2 separate regions of the Homo sapiens genome follow, and region 2 is linked to region 1. Evidence: chromatin loops called from intact Hi-C (ENCODE). Cell type or tissue: Calu3. All regions are shown on one strand.

What was found. Hi-C counts contacts between places; a loop is a spot of excess contacts. Peaks named below come from ENCODE experiments on the same cell type or tissue, not always from the same donor. Only the 100,000 strongest peaks of a DNase experiment are listed, where the experiment ranks them.
Region 2: it touches region 1 in a loop (3-fold over the local background); 18 of 110 quality-filtered maps call a loop at or near these places.

Annotation. Positions count from the first base shown.
Region 1 is chr1:200,557,806-200,560,305 of GRCh38, forward strand. It overlaps KIF14 (kinesin family member 14), which reads right to left. Exons shown (of 30, transcript NM_014875.3): 27 at 1,525-1,647. Among named protein-coding and RNA genes, the nearest start is that of KIF14, 62 kb to the right of the region's middle. RefSeq lists a silencer at 1,170-1,219. In Calu3, no CTCF peak of the experiment used is centred here; a DNase peak (open chromatin) is centred at 1,256.
Region 2 is chr1:200,836,660-200,839,159 of GRCh38, forward strand. All of the region lies in intron 6 of CAMSAP2 (calmodulin regulated spectrin associated protein family member 2), which reads left to right. Among named protein-coding and RNA genes, the nearest start is that of GPR25, 35 kb to the right of the region's middle. In Calu3, a CTCF peak has its summit at 1,508 (motif pointing left); no DNase peak of the experiment used is centred here.

The DNA.
Region 1 (2,500 bases):
TCCTCCACATGATCTACTTTTCTAGATCAATCAGTATATACATAAATGAGGAGACATCCTAGTAGCTAAGATCTCAGGAACCTAAATGTCCCCAGGTAGCACTGCCCCAGCCACCTGACTCCAACAAGAGCAATGGAATGGACAGGGGTGGTTTTTGTTTGTTTGTTTGAGACAAGGTCTTGCTCTGTCGCCCAGGCTGATATGCAGTGGTGCAATCACAGCTCACTGCAGACTCAAACTCCTGGGCTCAAGTGATACTCCTGCCTCAGCCTCCGGAGTAGCTGGTACTACAGATGCATGCCACCATGTCTGGCTAATTTCTGTATTTTTTGTAGAGACAAGGTCTCACTATGATTCCCAGGCTGGTTTCATATTCTGGGCTCAAGCTGTCTTCCTGCCTTGGCCTTCCAAAGTGCTGGGATTACAGGCATGAGCTACCATCCCTGGCCAAGGATGGTTTTAATATGTTGTTACAAGACTCTAAAACAGACAAGTCTCTGAAATTCAGTCTCATAAGAATTTGAATTTGTATCTTCCTAATCCCCACTTCACTAACAGTAATTGTCAATAAAGAAAATTAATGCATGAACAATAGTTTTAAAAACTTATTTATGTAGCATGTTGAGTTTTGGAGTCAGGCAGAATATAAAATCCTGGCTCAGGGCTTAATAGTTGGGTAATTAGGCAAAATACTCTAATTCAATGAAATGAAGAATATAAATTCCTACCTTGAAAAATGATATGAATATGAAATATGATATTCATAGGGCTTTTTCTTACTGACAAAGTACAAACCCATTATAGAAATGGCTAAGATTTACCACTGTTACATGTAAAGCACCTAGTCCAGTAACTGTCAGAGGAAATTAATCAGTAAATAGTTTACAGCCTGTGATGTAGGTATGCTTACATGACAGGGTCAGAGCATTAAGTGACTTGCTAAATGATAAGTGGAAAGTGATAGAACCAGGTTTCAAATACATGTCTTCTAATATTAAAACCCAGATCTTTCCTAAGGTACTAAGTAATGTTAGCTGGAGGATGGGAGGACACATATTTTAGGAAATCACTGAAATGCTTATTGGTTCTGTATCTTGATATGAAATATCTTATGTGAATGCCCCAGAAAAATATTTAGTTCAAGATACTGAATCAATAAATGTTACTAATAGTTTCCATTCTTAGAAGAGGAGAAGACTAAACAAAGCTAAGGAAGAAAATGACAACCAGAAAGCGAACACTAGGTGTCACTACCACACTCCACTCTCTGCTTAGGAGTTTACAGACTGAATTCTTGAAAATAGCTGCAACAGGACCAAGCAAAATATTAACAATAGAGGCTGCAGTGACTCAAGAATAACTTGGGAAAATATCACCATAAGATCATGATGTCAGCCTCTTCAGTGAAAAATAACTCGAAACAAATTAAAACATATGAATTTATAGAAATCTAATTTGTTGACTGAAAAAATCAACTTTATATATTATTTAGTACTGTACAGAATATTCTTTTATTCATCTTACCTCATTTTTTGTACACTGCCTAAAGAGTTCATGCTGAAGTTCTTTTGCTTTTTCCAGTCCAGAATCTAATAAAATCTTCATTCCTAAGCCTACACCATCACAAACAGCATCCATGAATTCCTCCTAGAAAAAGAATTTAAGCATTAACTAGAAAATTTAGGTTTTATGTATTTTAATTTATTTAAATTTAGGTTTTATATATTTTAAATTATCAAGTAATTAAGTTATATTTTCTGCTTACTTTAGGACTATAATACATCCCAAGTTTATTAAGTTCAACTAAAGCTAGAATAAGAACTAACAGTCTGTGGTCTGTAAAGAAATAAAATTAGCAAATCTGTAATTTAGTATCCCATATATAACATATTGCAAAGAATGTTTATCATCTTTTAAGCAGGGCTCTATATTGCTAGAACACAGTAACATTCTTTTTTTTTTTTTTGAAATGGAGTTTCGCTCATGTTGCCCAGGCTGGAGTGAAATAGCACGATCTTGGCTCACTGCAACCTCCACCTTCCTGGTTCAAGTTATTCTCCTATCTCAGCCTCCTGAGTAGCTGGGATTACAGGCACCTGCCACCACACTCAGCTAATTTTTATATCTTTAGTAGAGACGGGGTTTCGCCATGTTGGCCAAGCTGGTCTTGAACTGCTGACCTCAGGTGATCCACCAGCCTTGGCCTCCCAAAGTGTTGGGATTACAGGTGTGAGCCACCGCCCCCAGCCAGAACACAGCAACATTCTAATATAATACAATGTTTTCAATAGCATAACTAGTGAAAGCAAGCAGATACAAATTATCTGGTATTACAACGTTTTTTCATGTGTTGATTGGCTGAGAAAACCCTCCACGGTGGATGACTAGCATCAAATTAAGGATCTGAAAGGTAAAATAAGGTTTGCAAAATAATCCAATATATTTAAAAGTTTTTTGGTTGTTTGGTTTTGTTGGGTTTTTTTTGAGATGGAGCCTTACT
Region 2 (2,500 bases), 280 kb after region 1:
TTACCACACTGTTTTCCACATTGGTTGAACTAGTTTACACTCCTACCAACAGTGTGTAAATGTTCCTTTTTCTCTGCAACTTTGTCAACACCTATTATTTTTTGACTTTTTAGTAAGAGCCATTCTAACCGGTGTGAGATGGTATCTCATTGTGGTTTTGATTTGCATTTCTCTAATGATCAGTGATATTGGGCTTTTTTTCATATGCTTGTTGGCCGCGTGTATGTCTATGTCTTTTGAAAAGTGTCTGTTCATGTCCTTTGCCCACTTCTTAATGAGATTATTTTTATCTTGTAAATATGTTTAAGTCCCTTATAGATGCTGGATATGAGACCTTGGTCAGATGCATAGTCCGAAAAATTTTCTCCCATTCTATAAGCTCTCTGTTCACACTGTTGATAGTTTCTTTTGCTGTGCAGAAGCTTTGTAGTTTAATTAGATCCTATTTGTCAATTTTTGCTTTTGTTGCAACTTCTTTTGGCACCTTTGTCATGAAATCTTTGCCCATTCCTATGTCCAGAATGGTACTGCCTAGATTTTCTTCCAGGGTTTTTATAGTTTTGGGTTTATATTTAATTCTTTAATCCATCTTGAGTTAATTTTTTTATATAGTGTAAGGAAAGTGTCTGTTTTCCATCTTCTGAGTATGGCTAGACCGTTATCCCAGCACCATTTGTTGAATAGGGAGTCCTTCCCCATTGTTTGCTTTGGTCAGCTTTTTCAAAGATCAGATGGTTGTAGATATGTGGCCTTATTTCTGGGCTCTCTGTTCTGTTCCATTTTTGTACCAGTACCATGCTGTTTTGGTTACTGTAGCCCTGTAATATAGTTTGCAGTCAGGTAACATGATGCCTCCTGCTTTGTTCTTTTTGCTTAAGATTGCCTTGGGTATTCAGGTTCTTTTTTGGTTCAATATGATTTTTAAAATAGTTTTTTTTAGTTCTATGAAGAATATCATTGGTAGTTTAATAAGAATAGCATTGAATCTATACATTGATTTGGGCAGTATGGCTATTTTAACAATATTGATTCTTCCTGTCCATGAGCATGGAATGTTTTTCCATTTGTTTGTATCATCTCTGATTTCTTTGAGCAGTGTATTGTAGTTCTCCTTGTAGAGATCTTTCACTTCCCTGGTTAGCTGTATTCCTAGGTATTTTATTCTTTTTGTGCCAGTTGTGAATGGGATTGCATTCCTGATTTGGCTCTTGGCTTAACTGTTGTTGGTGTATAGGAATGTTAGTGATTTTTGTACATTAATTTTGTATCCTGAGACTTTGCTGAAGTTGTTTATCAGCTTAAGGAGCTTTTGGGACAAGAGTATGTAGCCTTATGACCATCTTAACTAAAAGAAGGAAAGAAGAAGCTTTTAAATGAATTAATCTGGCATCATTCCTGAAATATGGTGACAGATTTATTGCTGTTTAATCGTCATGAACTCAGAAAGACATAATCTTCATAAGTTTTAATTACTGGGAAAATTATTTCTTACTCTACTGACATCTTGTGGCCAAATAGTACAATTAATGTTATTAGGATGGCTATCTTACCAAAGTCCTTAAAATATTAACTTATTTTCTGTTCAACAGATAATTATTGAGCACTTAAGCAGTATTTTTTCAAAATATAATCAGCTTTCAGTTAACTAGGCTAGTAAAATGGAACCTAGCACCAGTACTTAAAAACCAATTTTATACTTTGGCTTTAGAAAGTATACCATAAAGATAAGTATAAAGAAGAAATATAAATCACAATAATCTTACTAATCAGAAATATTGTGTCAATGTTTTGATGTTTTACTGACTGTTTTTTTTAGTACGTAGATTCATTCATTTGTACATTCATTTAATAAATATTTATTGAGCACCTATCATGTGCCAGACACTGTTTTAAACACTGAAGATATAATGATGAGCATAAACTTTGTCTTTTTAGACTTTATCATCTGGAGGGTAAGATGAGGAAACTTGGAGAATGTAGTAATAGATAAATCTGGGAAGAGAAAAAGGGACTGTACCAAGTAGCCTCTTGTAAGCCATAGTAAGATTCCCTTTACCTCAAGAGCAATGGAAAGAGAGTTGCATTTTGAAAAGTTTGTTTTCTTAGCAAGCCAAAGAAAAAGCTATTGTGTTCCAAACAAGGCAAAAATGTTTGAATCAGAGCAGTTATGATGGAGAGAAGTTGGTGAATTCCAGAAATATTTAGGATGCAAAATCTGCATGCTTTGGTGATGAATTGGACATGGGAGAAAGAAGGTGTCAAGGATGACTCCTAGGTTTCTGGTTTGCACACTGGGATAGTGGTGCCATTCAGTGAGATAAGGACTGCAGTAAGATCACATTTGTAGGGAAGGTCACTATTTCAATTTTGGACATAGGCCTTTGAGATATCCAAAAGAAAATGCTCGGTAGGCCACTGCATATATAAGTGCAGTCAGTACATTTGAGAATCATTTAGTAGCTGATGGACGTAGGCATGGCAGTGTTTCAAAGAGGGGCGA